Linked DNA regions of Mus musculus: region 2 is linked to region 1. A link is a loop called in an ENCODE intact Hi-C map of the cell type or tissue named here. Cell type or tissue: left cerebral cortex. All regions are shown on one strand. Each heading gives the region's core, and the rest is flanking DNA. Links, peaks and the distances in the headings are about the cores only. Region 1 holds the start of Exoc6 (exocyst complex component 6). Region 2 holds the start of Gm32294 (a long non-coding RNA gene).

Evidence for each region. Hi-C counts contacts between places; a loop is a spot of excess contacts. Peaks named below come from ENCODE experiments on the same cell type or tissue, not always from the same donor. Only the 100,000 strongest peaks of a DNase experiment are listed, where the experiment ranks them.
Region 2: it touches region 1 in a loop (2.3-fold over the local background); 2 of 42 quality-filtered maps call a loop at or near these places.

The regions. Positions count from the first base shown.
Region 1 is chr19:37,545,792-37,554,852 of GRCm38, forward strand. It overlaps Exoc6 (exocyst complex component 6), which reads left to right and starts at 4,627. Exons shown (of 22, transcript NM_175353.2): 1 at 4,627-4,774. The coding sequence starts at 4,674. It overlaps Gm41842 (a long non-coding RNA gene), which reads right to left and starts at 523. Exons shown (of 2, transcript XR_877841.1): 1 at 1-523. In left cerebral cortex, for the core only: a CTCF peak has its summit at 5,096; DNase peaks (open chromatin) are centred at 4,355, 4,768 and 5,163; H3K4me3 peaks cover 1,623 bases; H3K27ac peaks cover 779 bases.
Region 2 is chr19:37,492,175-37,501,235 of GRCm38, forward strand. Gm32294 (a long non-coding RNA gene) reads left to right here and starts at 1,425. Exons shown (of 3, transcript XR_386679.2): 1 at 1,425-1,459; 2 at 2,224-2,496; 3 at 3,345-3,790. In left cerebral cortex, for the core only: a CTCF peak has its summit at 4,713 (motif pointing right); DNase peaks (open chromatin) are centred at 2,232, 2,891, 3,277, 3,433 and 2 more places; H3K27ac peaks cover 229 bases.

The DNA.
Region 1 (9,061 bases), core at 598-8,597:
ATTAAAATGTGCAGATAAGATAGTGGGCTGAGGATGTAGCTCAGAGGTATCGTTGCTAGACAACTCAGGTCTGTAGCTGTAACTAGACTCTCAGGTTCATTACTCACAGGAAAAAAGATAGTTGTATGACGTCCTAGGTTTGCGCTCCAATGTTGGTGAAAAAATGTTGAAGAGACTGGAGCTGGTCTAGGAAGATGGCTAGGGGGTAAAGTGTTTACTGTGCAAGCGTAAGGTCTAAGTCCAACCCTCACCTCCAACAGACAAAAAGCTGGGCCCAGCAGTGCGGCTCTGGAATCTCCGTGGTCCTATTGTGAGATGGGAGGTAGGGATAGGAGAAGCCATGGAAGCTCACAAGTCAGCACAAAGAGCTGTCTCAAAGCAAGGCGGAAGGTGAGGGCCAGCATCCCAGGTTCTTCTATAATTCCCATGTGTATGCAGCTGCAGCCATATGATCTCTCTCTCTCCCTCTTTCTCTCCCCCCTCTGTCTGTTCCTCTGTTCCTCTGTCTCTGTCTCTGTCTCTGTCTCTGTCTCTCTCTCTCTCTCTCTCTCTCTCTCTCACACACACACACACACACACACACACACACACACACACACACACAAGACACAAGAAGGAACCAGGGGAGACCACAAATCAGTAAAAAGTAAAAAGAAACTGGGTTTATTATAGTTTGGCCAGCCCAGGGAGAAAAACAAAGCCAAAACTTCCTAATTCTCTCTAGCTTTCCCATGGCACTCTTACAACTCACAGAAGAAGGGAAGCAAAGGTTTGGAAATATATACACTTTTAGCTTTAAGATATGCTTACTGGTCCTCTCTGGGGGGTTGAAGGGAGGGAGGGAGGTGCTGGGCTTTTCCATGGCCGCCATTTTCATCTTGGAGAGTCTGTTAGACTGTTAACACTTGCCTAGCATGCTCAAGGCCGTTAATTCAATAAGGACCAACGAACCAACCACCAACTGAGCAAGCAACCAAAACAAAGTCAAAGACAGAAAAGTGTAGTTACAAACACATTTAGATTTAAATTCTTAGCAAAAACCAAACCAAACAAAAAACCTCCCAAAACAAAAATCAAAAAACCCTTTAGGTACTAACAGAACTATCAGAAAGCCACAGAGAGGAAATAGCAAAAACTGCTTTCGATGGAGAAGTGGTAACTGGACCAACTTCCCTTTGAATCGAGCAGAAGAATGACCAGTCCTGACAGCCGGGCAGTTTCTCTGGGCGGGGGACTGAAGGGGCCCAGTAAGAGGCATCTTCTAGCATCCCTGGCTTCCCAAGGGAAGCACTGTGAACTGGCTTTGGGCAGATGCTATGAAGATTGTGAAGAGGAGGGAAAAGGTCTGTGAGGCCAATGCTTAGGAGAAGAGCACCTCTGCAGGAGACGGCTGCTAGCTGTAAGCTGGCCAGTCCGACAAGCCGCTCTTACATGCATAACCCACTTTACTCTCCAGAACCATGCATTCTAGCCTTGCTTACTTCCTGAGCTCCGGACTTTGCTGTAGAAGGAACTAGATTTTTACTTCTTTGTAGGAGAGAGAAAAATCTGTCCTCATTGTTTTGCAAGGCTTTCAGTTTTCAGCCTTCTTTCCCATTCTCGAGAGCTGAACCTGCAAGTAGGGAGCACGCACACCAGCTAGGGCTGCCTGGGGAGCTGGAGAAGCAGTCAGCAGAGGCGAGTCGAATTTATTTTTAATAAAGACCCATTTGCACGAATAGCGGTGAGATTTATATCCTTTGACAGAAGCCCATAAATACTGTTTCTCACACTGAACTCTAGATGGATATGGGCGGAGGGGACTTGCAGTTGATCTACACTGAGCCGCAGGTTTCTATTAAGGTAACTTTAAGGTCAATGCACACACACAAAAAAGCAATTTTGAAGAAACTACTAATAATTTCATAGTTTAAGCCAGTTGTGGTGGCACATGCTTTTAATCCCAGTTCTTGGGACGCAGAGGCAGATAGATCTCTCCATTTGAGGTCAGCCTGATCTACCGAGTGAGTTCCAGGACAGCCAGAGCAACACAGAGTCTCATAAAACAAACAAACAATAAAATCATTACAATAATACTTTCATAGTTTAAAGTTCTAATTGGTACCGATCACGGGGTACTTATGTTCTACCCTTCGCTTTGACCTGTTTGGACTAATGCATCCTAAATTCTTCAGTTACTTCGGAATAACTTCAGTGTTCTTTGGTTAAAAAACAAACAAACAGACCTCCATTTTCTCTGCTATGTTAAGAATTCTATGAGGAACTATTATAGTTGCAAATTAAAAAAAAAGTTATATGAACTCAAGGACCTTAACACATGGGACAATACTGTCAGTCAGAGGAGAGACACATTTTGTTGTTGCTGCTGTTGTTATTCATATTCTGAAAGCACAAGGAAGTGGGATTTCCCAGAGAAGGCTGGATTCCCTTGTACCAAAGAGACAGTGGAAGAGGGAGGAGGCTTCCGTGGCTTTACTCTGACTTGTAGTGGCACTGATCCCTGGTGGGACGCGCAGTCCGGTGTAGTGGATTCTCTGGCTCTCCAAGCCAGCAGGCACTGAAGTTTCTGGGACTCAGGTGTGCGAAGTAAATAAAACTTGGCTGGGGAGAGATGGCTTAGCTGTTAGGAGCATCTGCTGCTTTAGCAGAAGACCTGGCTTTGATTCCTAGCACTTACATGATGGGTAAAAACTGTCTGTAATTCCAGTTGCGGACACCCTCTTCTAGCCTTACTGAACTCTGTTTGTTGTGTGTGTGTGTGTGTGTGTGTGTGTGTGTATACACACACACATATATAGGCAAAACACTAGTACACATAAAGTAAATTTATTTTATGTATATGTGTACACAGTAGCTGTGCAGATGGCTGTGAGCCATCATGTGGTTGCTGGGAATTGAACTCAGGACCTCTACTCGCTCCAGCCCCGACAATGTAGCTGTCTTCAGACATACCAGAAGAGGGCATCAGATCTCATTACAGGTGGTTGTGAGCCACCATATGTTGCTGGGATTTGAACTCAAGACCTTCCGCAGAGCAGTCAGTGCTCTTAACCACTGAGCCATCTTTCCAGCCCCAAAAACTTTTATTAAAAGGGGGCCGGATATGATGGTTCATACCTTTAATCCCAGCACTTGGGAGGCAGAGGCAGTCAGACATCTGTGAGTTCAAGGCCAGCCTGGTCTATGTAGTGAGTTCAAGGCTACCAGAGCCACACAGTGAGAAAGTCATAGGCAAAGACTATGATAGCATTTGGAATCTGGCAAAGAAAAGGAACAAATTCTTTCCTAGAGTCTGGAAAAAAATGCAGTTGTGTCGCCATGTTGACTATAGCCCAGTGAGCATTCTAACAGATTACACTTGAGTCATTTTATGCTCTGGCATTTGTTACAGAAATAATGGAAGTTAATATAATATAGGATGTAGTACAAGGTAGATACCACAGTTATTAGCAGCTGCGGCTGGGGACACTGAGATAGAAAAGTATTAAGTTTTGCCTAGTGTCACATGACTGAGTGGGGTTTGGGACAGTTGTCTTCAGAGGACATGTTCTTAATTGTTTCTCAATATCATCTCCCAGGATTTCTTATGGGGAGGAAGAGGAGGAGGAAGAGGGAGAAAAGGAGAAGGAGGAAAAGGAGGAAGAAGAGGGAAAAAGCTGGTAGTAGAGGCCCAGGGAAGAGAGTGAGTCTGACAGCTGGCTCGTGCAAAGCCTGCCTGACTCACAGGGAAGCTCAGAGCTCCTGAACTTAGGGAGAGCAGAAAATTAGTTGTCCCTCTGGCTAGGTTTGAACTCTTTTCTGACTAATCTTCCATCAGTGCTTTGATCATGACAAGCTGGTTTACACGGTGTCCTAGATACAGGTTGTTAAGCAAGCCTCTTTTTCTACATGTGTCCCTTTGCTCAAGCCACCTGCCATTTCCTTCTACCACTTTATTGCTCATTCTTTCCCCCTAGAAGTCTATTCCCACCCCAGCCCAGCTACCACTCCCTGGGAGCGCTTGGATTCAAGAGCTTCAGCATGAAATCCAACATTGCCCTGGGCCTCTTTTCTACGTTGCCAGCAAGCGCCTTAGTCTTGTTCTCATTTTCCCTCATTTTGATAGTTTATGTCCAATATGACTAACCTCGGTGAACTTGCATCCGGCAGGGGACACGATTTTTTCAGAGCAGTCGAGGTATAGAATTTTTGTTTGTTCTTAAAATAAATCTCAACGACACACTCAGTTTTGATTTTCGGGAAAGCATTTGCTTTTCTCTGACTCCCCACTATTTAAAGCCCATCAGGTGCTCAGTAGCTTCTATCACTATTACTGAGGGCGTGTGACCGAGGGTCACCTCCGTTATTGCTAGGGTACCTGCAGTGCACAACAGCACACACTGCACTAAAACATCTCTAGATAACTAAGGGCAGGTCGCGAGGAAAGATGGAGGTGGTGGTTCCCCTCCCCTCCCGGCCACCCCCCCCCCCCGCCCCGATCCCCACCCTCTCCAGGTCATCCTTACCTCCCCAGGGGCGGGCTCCACCCGGGCGGGCCCCACCCACTGCGCCCCACCCCTCCAGGCCCCGCCCCTCCCCGCCCCGCAGCGCCGCGCCGCGCTTGCGCCACCTGCCGCTCGCTCCTGTGGTCCGCGCGCCGCCGCGCCCGGCCGGCGCCTCCGCTTCCAGCCAAGATGGCGGAGAGCTGCGAGGCTCTGGGCACGGTCCCGGAGCACGAGCGGATCTTGCAGGAGATCGAAAGCACCGACACCGCCTGCGTAGGGCCCACCCTCCGGTAAAGTTCTCACATGCCCCGGCTTTCGGGCTGCCCTGACCAGGGACTCCTTAGGAGCCGGGCGGGGCGTCCGCTGCCGGGTGCGCGCGCGTCGGCCCGACAGGTGGTGCGCGCGGGGGCGGGCGCTCGTGGGCTGCGGGACCCGGAGGGCCCGGGCACCTGTCACCGCGCCGCCTGTGGGTGTGGCTGCCAGGGTGTCTCTGACCCGGAGAGCCGCCCCAGCCTAGGGCCTTGATGCCCCAAGGCCCTGACCCCTAGGCGGAGGCTGTCTGCTCTGTGCTGGGGACGAAGGTCACCTGCAGGTGGCCGGCGTGACTGATCCCGGTGCCAAGTTGCGCGCTGATGGAAACCCCAGCGCACTGACTGCTCTGGGCGTGGGAGAATTGAAATTGAGCGGGAGACGCCAGCACCTTTCTCCCACGCTGCAGCACCCTTCTCCCCGGGCGAGACGCGAGCGTGGGCTGACAGCTCGAGTTCACGCAGGGGTGACGATGCTCTTGGGACAGGAAGCTTTTACTTATTGACAAACGTTATGTTGATTTTGTATTAAAATTTCAGCGTATTTTAAATGGATCCAAACCCACTCTCTTTAGGAATAGTACCAGTTAATGAATAGTCCATACCGGACGGAATACTTTCTGCCCCCATAGACTGGTACTGGTACAGAGCTATTAGCCATTAACACTAGGTTAGACACTTCAAGGATTACAATTTCATCTTTTGCAATTAGGATGAATGAACTTGTGGTTCATTAAGGGAATTTGAGACGGATTGTGCTTTGTCAGTAGTCTTTCTTCAGGACACACTTCCTGGAAATGGAATTCTGTTTTCTCACTGTAAATGTAGATAAAATGAAGTCAGTTCAACTTGTAAATTCACTTTGCCCCAGGGAGCCAGATCATGTGGTGTGTTTCTTGTTTCTTTCTCATAAACCTGTCACTGATGACTGAAAAAATCATTTAACCCCCTTGGCCTTGTTTTTGTATTTGTAGAACGGGGTGGGGTTGGGGTGGGGGTGGGGGTGGGAAGTTGTTTAGAACATGAGAGATCTTGCCCATTTATTCTCTACCTCCAAGCACTTAATAGGCAGGTTATGTTTTTTTATTACAGAAAGTTCCTGCTATGATATGCAAAGGCCTCATTAGTATCTTTTAATTTTCTTTTTCTTTCCTTTGTTTTTGTTTGCTAGACAGGGTTTCTCTGTGTAGCCCTGGCTATTCTGGAACTCACTTTGTAGACCAGGCTGTCCTCAAATTCAGAGGTTTACCTGCCTCTGCCTCCCATGTGCTGGGATTAAAGGTGTGCATCACCAATGCCCAGCTCCTTATTGTTAATTTTCTTACATGAATTTTACATATACAGTAGTTTAAAATAGGAGTCAGACTCAAAGAAAACTTTGTGACATCTAGATTCCACTGAAGGACCTCTCCAGTCTCATAGGACAGCCATTCCTTAATGTGTTCATGAAGCAGTTCATTTGCCAGGGGTCAGGAAATGCACTTTTGTCTTTGGTAGCTACCCAGCCAGTGTGGACTAGAAAATGAATCCTCATTGGTATGTTACCCCTGGTTTTCAGGAGGCTGGAAATCAAGTCCCTTTGTTGGACCCTAGGAATGATACACATCAGGACTGGCCATCACCCAGTAGGAGTGGCTTATAATAGAGGTCAGCAGTTTAACGTATTTTGAGACTATTTCACTATATTGCCTTGGCTGTCCTGGAACACACCATGTAGATGAGGCTGGCTTTGAACTCACCAAGATCTACCTGCCTCTGCCACAGCTTGTTGAGATTGCTACCATTCTGGTCAAGTTTTAAATTATATATTGTCTGGGTGAGGTATCCAAACATCCTGACGCCCACTAGAGAATAATCTAGTAGCTGTGCAGGTGCATAGCACATAGGGTATTGGATATCAACCTTACTTTAGATTCTTGGGCTTGTGTAAGATCTAGATTATAGGCAGAGTTGCGATTCTTGCTGTGAATCCTGCCTTACCTCAGCAATGTGGGCGCACCTCACCTAGCGAACTGAGCAGGGTCTAACAATGAAAGAACAGAGAAAAGGGGCCTGTGTGTGTGTGTCTGTGTGTGTGTGTGTGTGTACACGCACTCTCTCTCAAAATTGTTTTTATTTTATTTTATCTTATGTGTATGAGTATTTTTTTCCTGCATGTGTGTCTGCACTGTTCGTGAACCTGGTGCTGAGGATGTCAGATCTCCAGGAGCGGGTGTTACGGACTGGACTCCATGTTGCAAGGCACCACGTGGGTACTGGGAACTGAACCTGGGTCTTCTAGAAGAGCAGCCAGTGCTCTTCACCGCTGAGCTCCCTCTCCAGCCCCTGAGTTCTCTCTTCGTGTGCTGGAACATGGATCTCCTCCTGCCTTTGGAGACTGGGACTTCTGGAACCCTTCTGTGGGACGCTGAGACTTCTGTGGGAGTCCCTGTGGGTCCCTGGATTTCTGATTTCCACAGACTTGTGTTCCTGGTTCTGATTCTCTAGCTTGCACAGAGTCTGTCATGGCAGCTCTTCCCTTCCAGAACAAACAACTTAATTCTACACATTCTTTTAATTTCATTCCGTCTTCTCTCCCTCCTTCCTTCCCCCTCCCTCCCTTCTTCTCCCCTTCCTTTTCTCTCTTCTTTCTTTTTCTTTGAAGATGGGGGTCTCTCTGCATTACCAAGAATGATCTCCAACATCTTGGACTCAAGTAATTTTTCTGTCTCAGCCTTCTGAATGCTGGGATTACAACGTGTGTTGCCATGTCCTGTCACGGCTTTAATTTTTTTTTAAAAAATTTAAATGTAACTTATTATGTTTGTATGTGTGTATGGTATGCCCCCTCACTGTGTATGTGTGTGAGGTGTGTGTGTGTGTGTGTGTGTGTGTGTGTGTGTATGCATATGCACGGGCACATGCCATGATGTGCGTGTGGAAGTCACAGAATGTACTACATTCCACTTTTATTTGGATTCCAGAGATTGTCCTCAGGCTGCCAGGCTTGTGCAGCGAGTACTTTGACCTACTGAGCCATCTTGCTGCTCCTCACTTTAATTTTTAATGCAGTGATATCGATAGCCGTAATCCACGTAAGCAAAAGCTTTTTGGACTTTTTGATAAGTTTTTAAAGTGTGAAAGAGAACAAAAAAAAAAATTGATAGTTACTGTTTAACTTCCTTTTTCTTTCTCACTGCCCCCCACCCCCCACTTCAAACTTCCTAAGTAGCCCAGGCTATCCTGGAATTCACTAGAGTTCTCTTCCATCAGCTTTCTGAGTGCCGAGATTACAAAGATTGGCCACCAACTCTGGAAAAAAACACTTTCAAAACACACCTGTGTTCTCTGTCACTGGTTTTCCTAGTATGGTTTTAACTACTGGTTACAGTTTCAACTTTTAGCCAGTGAATATGTTTCACTTCGAAACTACTGGGGCAGTATTGCCATCAGACTAATGAAGCTCACAACACACAGCCTTCTGTAGTTACAAGCATCTTTTGCACACGTTCATAAAGTGGAGCAAACTGAAAGTGAAGTCACTTTCAGTAACCGTCGTAGATATAAATAAAGCCTCTGCAGGACATAGAGAAAGGGGAAACAAAAGCATTCAATTCAGTTGTGTTTGATAGTCAGTCTCCTAGTATTCCATTGTACTTAGCAATCAGATGATTAAATGATTATTCATTAAATATCTAGGTTTTAAAGTTAACCGAAGTCTGGTAATTATTTTTAGACATGTTAAAAAGTGTCAAAATAATGATTCAGTTTATTTGAGTACAGACTTGCTGTCTTAGTAAGGGTTTTACTGCTGTGAACCAAGGCAGGTCTTATAAGGACAACGTTTAATTGGGGCAGTGTTGGAGTAGTGTTGCTGGGCAGAGTTGTGTTTTCGTTGCCCTGGTTTATTTGGGTTGGAGATTTACCGCAACAGGGCTGGCTTATAGGTTTAGAGGTTCAGTCCATTATCATCAAGGCGAGAACATGGCAGCATCTAGGCAGGCATGGTGCAGGGGGAGCTGAGAGTTCTACATCTTCATCTGAAGGCTGCTAGGAGAAGACTGGCTTCTAGGCAGCTAGGATGAGGTTCTTAAAGCCCACACCCATAGTGACACACTTCTTCCACACCTCCAAACTGTGCCACTCCCTGGGCCAAGCATACTTAAACCACCCTCCTTACCTTTTTATAATCTTAAATATTATTAGAGTAATGCTAACATAGGGGTCAGCAAGTACATACTTAGGAAAAGTCTTAGTTGAATAAAATGATCAAAACCAAGAAGTAGGCAA
Region 2 (9,061 bases), core at 544-8,543, 54 kb before region 1:
TGGGGTACAGAACTGGGAAGCTAGCCCAACCATAAGCACCTGCCATGCAGTGCCAATCCTGGAGTTTGGGTCCCCAGCTCACATGTGAATGCAGGCAGTGTCCAGGAGGGGAGCAAGCTGGCAAGCCACATGAGCCGAACTGGCAAGCTCTGGCTTCAAGCAAGAAACCAGACCTCAATGTAACAACACGGAGCGTGATCAGGGAAGACCCTCTGTGTCAGTTTCTGACCTCCACATACATGTGCCTGTATTTGTGGAAGTACATCAGAACACACACATACTACTATACATACAACCATACAACCATACAACCATTCAACCATACATACATACATACATACATACATACAGGCACACACCACGCATATTAAAAAAGTGGGGAAGAGTTAGTGGAATGTTCACCAGATCTTAAGACTAAACCCCAGTTCCTACATGGGATCTACAAGTCCTGTAAGCTCTGACTTCCCCTGACTTTCCAGCCTGGTGACATTCCCTCTGTCTCTTCATTCATTTGATTCCTCAAAGGCAGAGACTTTCCCCAGCACAGAGCCTGCCTGTCCCGCCATAGCTTGTCCCCTGGAGCTCTTTGCTTTGTTCTTACTTTGCCTAGATGATTCAGGCCTCAGCATTGCATCATAGCTTAGATCTCTGATGGCTCCCTCATCAAAAAAGGGACCACTCTGTCCTTGTCAGAGGCTGAATAGTGTTTGGGTTGTACATTTATTTGTCTCCCTACATATGCTGGAAAATTCTAAGTTGTGAACTTTTTTTTCCCACACGTTTACCATTATTTCCTGGCATATATTGGGAATTCAGAGAGGATTTGCTGTGTAGGGGCAAAGGTAGGTACTCAGTTGGCAAGCTGAATTTGATCCCCAGCACCCAAATAAAAGAGCCAGATGTAGTGGCCTGTTTTTAATATCAGCAATGGAGAGAGAAAGAGACAGGCAGATAGATCCCTGCTTGGGGCTCATTGGTCAATCCTAGACCTTGCTTCAAAAAACAAGGTAGATAACATCAAAAGGACACCTGAGGTTGACCTCTGGTGTTCACACTCATGCGGGGGCATGTATGTCTGTCTGTACACGCACATGCCCACGGACACGGATACACACATATGGATGTGGAAAAGTTACTAGTACTGAAATAAAATTTAATGAAAAAAGAAGTTACACTGGTTAGTGAAGGAATGAGTTGATGTGTCACCTGAAACGTCCCAGGACATTCTCCACTTAGTGGGTGTTTTGTTGTTCTGAGACACAGTCCTGCCCTCTGTCCCAGGCTGGCCTTGAATTCGATCCTCCTGCTTTCCCCCCTCCAGAGAACTAAGATTCTAGATGTTTACCACCACACATGGCTTTTACTGGTTGTTTATATATGACACAACCTACACAAATACTCGGTGAAATCGCCCCTTTGACCCCATTTCGGCAATGTGGAATCAGCTATCTGTCTCTAGGTAAGTTGGCATTAATTCCAACGGGTGTTTATTTAGACTGAATAGGCCTCTTTAGTGGCTCAATTAAGAACACCACCTTGCCAGTTCCTGCAGCCTCGGTCCCATCCGTCTGAATTCTTGCTACATCTCGGTGAAGTTTATGGGGCCAAGAAGTTACCTGAGACTCAGGGCTTTGATATCATTAGGAGAGAAATCTTGAGCAACTTTGCCTCAAGTTCAAATCAAGGCATACATGAAATCACCACAGGGTCACCTATCTGTAATCTGTTTTGTTGCTGGGACCACATGAAAAAAAAAAAAAGAAGTTATTTATTAAGGACAGAATGATGGTTCCTTTTGAATTCTGTAGCAATCATACCCTGCGCTTGCTCTTGCTCTCTCTCTCTCTCTCTCTCTCTCTCTCTCTCTCTCTCTCTCTCCCCTTCCAGTCCATGGAAAGTGTTATCTCAGGAGGCTTTGTGCAGGAAGTTGGGTTTATCACTTCCGCACAGTTGCAGTTTGTCTAGGACTTAACTACATGCTATCAGATTACATCAAAAACGTGGGCCTTTGTGTGCTTAACTCATCAAAGGCTTCGTGGACCCTCAGGACTTGCTATCACTTCGCTGCAAACGCAGCCATGTAGCAAAACAAAGCCTATCTAAACAGGACGTGCCCTTTCTGCCATGCAGTTGCTCTCCATGGGCTCTCTGCTTGCAGCAACGCTTGGGGGCTCAGGTGTCTGCCCTGTTTCACTTCTTGTTTTTATATTTATCTCCTTTTAGAATTGCTGTCATTTGCCTGATTGTGTTCAAGGAAGGAAAACCCAAAATACTACTTAGCAGGAGAGGAGGCGAGATCACGACCATCCACAGTGTCAGTTGGGCTGGCAAAGTCTTTACTTAATGTTAGGGCTCTTGGTTCTCACTTTAGAGAAGTGAATTAGTGAAAACCATCAAGAGTTGTGGAGCCTGTCACCCTGGTTTGAACTCTGGCTTCTCTACAGCTGTCACTGGCCCACTTCTCCGGGCTTTCATTTTTCCAACTGAGAAATGGAGGTAATTATAACACCCATCTCATAACCTATTTTGTTTGTTTGTTTGTTTGTTTGTTTGTTTGTTTATTTGTGTGGCTAGGGCCTTATTTAGCTGAGGCTGGCATGGAAAACAGTATGAAACTAAGGATGACTGAATTTTTGATCCCCTAACCTCTCCATACTAAGACTATTTATGTTGATTTTAGTTAAGAGAGAGTCTCACTGTGGTAGCTCAGAGGCTGGCTTAAAACCCGATATGTACGTTCAAGTGCAGACTAGCCTTGCACTCAGAATTTTCCTATCCCAAATTCCCAAGTGACAGAACAACAGTCATTCGACCCACACATCCAGCACCCTAGTCCCCTGACACAGAATAAATCACATCCATCCAAGAATGTGGGAGAAGTGCCTACAGAAAAGGCTCCCTCAGGAGGCCTATGGCATTCTAAAGACCAAGGATGCTGTGTCCCAGGCCCCACAGAATGGCAAGACTGTAAGACAGAGTTCTGGTCCCAGGCTGAATACTCTTCTATCTCTCAGGACTCGTTACTAATTTCTTCTTTTATTTTTGTTCTTTGAGACAGGTCTCACTTGGCAGCCAGCTGGTCAGGGACCAGCTGCTGATATAGAACTTGCAACAATCCTCCTGCCTCAGTCTCCTTGATGCTGGGATTAGAAGTGCGAGCCACTATGCTTAGGGTTATTTTCTTCCTTAGAAGTTCCCTCTTCCCTTGGTAGGATGGCTGCCAGATGCTGCCTCTATTGGCAGCCACAAGAAGCCAACGCAAGTGTGAAGTAATACTTCTGCCCCGGGGCTGGCTCCACCCTGTTGACCAAGATTTTTTTTTTTTTTTTTTTTTTTTTTTTTAGTTCTGCTCAGCCAACTCCGTTTTTTATGCTTTGCCTAAAAAGGAGTTCTCACCCAACACTGCTGCAGTGGGAAATGGCTGACTGCCCCAGCGCTACCGGGCGCAGAGCTCTTTCGGGGGATGGAAATGGCGGCGGCACAAGCTTTTCACTTCAAGATTTGAGGGTTCCGCCTGGCAGCGACTGTCTAGCATGAAGCTCCTTTCCCAAAAGCAGATGTCAGAGGAAGGACTCCATTCTGTACAAGATCCTCTCGCCGGGGTCATATGATAAGGCAGTCTTAACAGATATTTGCATGGAGGAAGTATGACAATTTTCATAGGCCTTTGGCCGGAAAGAAATTGTAGTTACACCTAAAAACCTGTATGCTTTAGGAAGGTAATTTTTATCTTTTTCGACATCTGAACCCTATCTAAAATAGGATATTAAAACAAGCCTCATGCTTTGTTTGTTGCTTCCTCTTCTTCTTTCAGTTGTTTTGATAGGTGTATGTTCGTTTCTTGGAGTCACGGTCTTAGGATACAGCCCGGGCTGGCTTAGAACTCACTATGTTGCCCAAGCTGGCCCTCAACCCTTGACAGTTTTCCTCCCTCCGTCTCCTGAGTAATCAGATTACAAGTGTAAGCCAAGGCACCTGCCTTTTATTTTGTTTTTGTGAGTGTACAGGCATATCTGTATACACATGTCCAAATGCATGCGGGCATATATGTATGTGTCTGTGTGCACATGTGCACGTGTGCATATGCATGCATGCACATGTGGAGGCCAGCACTGAACTGAAGTTTACCTTTTTGCCTTATTTATTTATTAAACAGGATCTTTACTTTCTTTATTAGAAAAAAAAAAAAAAAGCTTACCTTTTTGCCTTTGGACTAGAGAGATGACTCAGCGGTTAAGAACATTGACTGCTCTTCTGGAGGCCCTGAGTTCAAATCCTAGCAAACACATGGTGGCTCATAACCATTCATAATGAGATCTGATGCCCTCTTCTGGTGTGTCTGTAGACAGCGGCAGTGTACTTACATATAATAAATAAATAAATAAATAAATCATTGGGCTGGAGTGAGCAGGGCCAGAGTGAGAAAGGGGAAAAAAAAAAAAAAAAAAGATTGCCTTTAGTTTCAGCACTTGGGAGGCAGATGCAACCAGATCTCTGAGTTCAAGGCCAGCCTGGTCTACAAAGCTAGTTCCAGGACAGCCAGGGCTACACAGAGAATCCCTGTCTCGGAAAAAAAAAAAAGGAAAAAAAAAAGAAAAAAATTTTTTACTTGTATGGTTATTTTTTCTGCCCATATATGCGTATGTATGTATGTATGTATGTATGTATGTATGTATGTACATCATGTGTGTAGTACCCTGAGAGGCCTGAAGAGGGCGCTGGATCCCCTGGAACTGGAATTAAGAGATGATCCTGAGCCACACCGCAGATGCTTGGGATGAACTCTCGTCCTCATTCCACCAGCAAAGATTTTACGCAATGAGACATTGCTGGAGATGTCCCCAGCCCAGGGTCCTACCGCACTGCTTCGTTACACTGTGGCTACTCACTGGTGGTTTACATTTTCATGGCTTTCTCGCAGGATGTGGGGATAGCTTCTCTGTTGGGAGGACCACTTCAGAGCCATCAATCACCTCTGATGAGAGCAGGCTGGTTCTGGGTGCCAGAGCCCTTCCACTTGGTTTTGCACCTCTGCCTGGCTCCTTGGAGTGAGCTCTTTGGCCGTTTTATTTTTTTATTTTTATCTTTTGCCCATGGATGCCAATTCTCAGCTTCTCCACAGTGGCTACAGGGTGGATCTCATCCCACTCTCAGACACCACAGAGCATATGTTCCCAGTGTCCGTGCAGAATTGAGTGTTCCCTTTTCGGGAAGAAGAATTGGGACGTTTGCCTGGAGCCCTCGTATAGGAGTTTTAAACACTGACTGCAGAGATCAGCATTTCCCGTAGACGTAGACCGATACTAAAAATCTTCTTTTCTAATTACAAAAGTAATAAATGTGTTTTATTAACATGGATGCCTACCTAAGCACAGAAATGTAGAGATTTTAAATTTTGTTGCAGGAGTGGCACAGTGATAGAGCTTTGTCAGCATGTACAAGACTTTGGGTTTGGTTCTCAGCACAAAAAAAGGAAGGAAGGAGGGAGGGAGAAAGAAAGGATAAAATTCAAGACTTTCATAGTGACATCAAATGGTAGTTATTACATACTGTTCCAATGTACATCAAAACATCTCACTGTTTTTTTAAAAAAGCCAAAATGAAGCCAGGTCGTTGTTGCTCTCACCTTTAATGCCTTTAATACTCAGGAGGCAGAGGCAGGGGGATCTCTGAGAGTTGGAGGCCAGCTTGGTCTACAGAACAGATAGTTCCAGGACAGCCAGGGCTACACGAAAAACCCTGTCTTGAAAAACAAAACAGATAAACAAGTGAAACAAAAGGCTAAGACAACTGGTTCGCATACTCTTCTGAATCCTACATGTTTTCCTTAGTGGTTGTGATGGCTTGTATATTCTTGGGCCAGGGAGTGGCACCATTTGGAGGTGTGACCTTGTTGGAATAGGTGTGTCACTGTGGGTGTGGGCTTAAGATCCTCACCCTAGTTGCCTGGAAGTCAGTTTTCCACTAGCAGCCTTTGGATGAAGACATAGAACTCTCAACTCCTCCTGCACCATGCCTGCTGGATGCTGCCATGTTCCTACATTGAGGATAATGGATTAAACCTCTGAGCCAGTAAGCCAGCCTCAATTAAATGTTTTTTTTTTTTAATAAGACTTGCCATGGTCATGGTGTCTGTTCACAGCAGTAAAACCCTAACTAAGACAGTGGTGTATTTAGGATAGATAAGACGTCAATACAGACGTATTTATCCTGCTGTTTTGTGTTGCTCCTCCAGCTTATAGAAATTCCAAGGTATAATGCCCTATAAATTATTTACTTAGTTTGCTGCATTAGACCTTAGACTATTTCAGTTTTGGGGTTTTTTGGGTGGTGGTGGTGGTGGTGGTTGTTTTTGGCTTAACAAACAGCACAGTATTGAGTATTCCTGTGTAAACATAATTTTGCTCATGTGTTAGAATGTCTGTGAAGTTGCTACTGTTGTCCCAGGACGGCCAGGGCAACATACACAGAGAAACCCTGTCTTGAAAACAACAATAACAACAAAAAAACAAACAAAACCAAAACAGAGTATGTACATTTTAAATTTTAATAAGCATTGCTAAACTGGGTGCCCGTGTACCCTTTTGCAATCCACCCAAAAGCACAACAGGTCTTGCTTCCCCAAACGCCTATCACCATTGGAGTGATCCAATTTTATGGAGTTTAGTTTCATTTGTGTTTCTTTTGCTGTTAGTAAAGTTGAGTGTCTTTAGAAATCGTTTGAGGGCCAAGGAGGTAGCTCGGGGGTGGGGGTGGGGTTCGGGTGTGTGTGTGTGTAAAAATGCTTGCGGACTAAGTCTGAGGACCTGAGTTCAATTCCTAGACCACAGGTAACAAGCCGGATTGATTGAGTGGTTCACATCTGTAATCTTAGCATTCCTACTACAGTGAGATCAGAGGTGGAGACAGGAGAATCCTTAGACGCTCATGTATACAGTGCAGCAGCAGAAACGAGAGACTTTGCTCAAAAACAAGGTGGGAGTCTCTTGGGAACAGTTGTTCTTTGAGCTCCACACTTGCATCATGACATGCAAATGCTTGCTCCGCTAAACCTCCCGACACCAAACAAATAAATTGTAGGAAAATATTTTTTCTTTCTCTCATATAGGTGTTAGCTGTCACCTCTCATCAAAGAAACTCCTCTTTGCAGGGCACAGATCTCTCCAGAAAGCCACAGCTGGTGTAGAACAGAGAAAACAAACAAACAAACAAACAAACTGGTCATGGGGTGGCCAGCCCTGGAGGACAAACCTATGACATAATTCCTAAACCTAGAGATTAGGGAACATTACAGGAGCGTTAACAAAAAATGGTCTAAGTGCCAGAAGACGAGGAAGTCTGCTACGAGATCTCAGTCTCAGAAACGAAAGGGATACTTTAGCCGTGAGAACATGACAATATGGTTGTTTAAACTAGACCTGAACAAGGACAGCACCAATAGATGAGTTAACGAGGAAGGGGGAAATCTCACTGTGTCCCACCCTTAGACAAAGAACTACAGGCAACTAATGACTTTTGGGAATGGGAGACCTAATCTTTGCCAGGGATGAGTTCCTGATTGTCCAATACCAAGTGGTCAGTCCTGAAGTCAGGCCTTGTCTACTCTCTTTTTGAACACAGATAGCTTATTATTATTCTTTCCCTCAATGCAATGGCAATGTCCCAAGAAGACACAGCTGTGCAAGTATCCAGCTTGATCAGGTTTAGCTTTTAGAATCTGCTCCCCTCTGGGCTGGTCTCCTCAGATGGTGAAAAGCCTGGGAACCATACCTAGGGCATTGCCTTGTCCTTTATGTGCTGGACTCTGGGTCTTATCCTAGTTGAGAGCTGAGCCTAGGGGCAAAGGCCTGTGAGCCCAGCTACTTGGGATTCTGAGGCAGAAGGACACACAAGCTCAAAGTCAGCCTGGGAAATTTCCTGAGACTCTGCCTCAAAATAAAAGGTAGAATGTGGGGTGGGTGGGATGTAGCTCAGTGATGGAGCACTTGTTTGGGATGTGTGTTGTCCTGTGTTAAAGACAGGAAGGAAGGGAGGAAGGAAGGAAGGAAGGAAGGAAGGAAGGAAGGAAGGAAGGAAGGAAGGAAGGAAGGAAGAGATGGAGGGAGAGAGGGAGGGAGGGAAGGAGGAAAAAGGAAGGAAGGGAGGTCCAGAGGGAGGGGGGAAGGAGAGAGGGAGGGAGGGATGGTGGTGGGGGAGGAAGGAAGGAAGGAAGGAAGGAAGGAAGGAAGGAAGGAAGGAAGGAAGGAAGGAAGCAATCAGGTCAACCCAAAGAAACCCATAATGTTTTCAGTGATCTAGAGGTAGACTAGCTGTTCTTGCTTATTGGTTAGAGAAGTCTTTTTTCCCCTGACAGCTAGAGATGTAGCTCAGTAATAGAGTGTTTGTCTGACATGTACAAAACCCTGGGTTAAAATCCAGCACTGAGAGAGAGAGAGAGAGAGAGAGAGAGAGAGAGAGAGAGAGAGAGAGAGAGAGAGAGCGCAAGAGAGCAATAATTGAAGTCCAAGCTTTCTTTCTTAACTCTTACTTTAAATGAAAACTGGTTCTTTTAAGGAGTTTTCAGTGTCTCCCTTAATTTCCAAAGTATTTTTCTTCTGGGTTGGGGATAAACCCAACCTTCTCGAATCTCTGACCTCCATAACTTCTCCGTTTTAGACTCATCCTCTTGACCCTTAGATTCAACGGCATTATATCTGTGAGCTGGTCCCTGGTCACCAGCTATAGTGATCTGGTGTCCTTTCTCATCACCCCCCCCCCCACGTGCCTTGATTCTTTTTTCTCAGTCTCTTGGACACTTGCTTTGCCTAAATACTCTATTATACCTCCCTTATTCTTTATAATTAATCTTTATTTCTCATTTATCCAGTATTATGGTTATTTCTTCTTTGTCTATCTCCTTTGCTATAGCAGAAAGAACTAGTAAGTACCAACTCTACATTAACCTTTAGAACTCTTTTATGGGAATGGGGGTCTGAGGTCCTTTAAATGCACTGGGACTTTGTTTATCACATATTATGTTAAAAAACAAAAAGATAGTTGGGCTGGAGAGATGGCTCAGTGG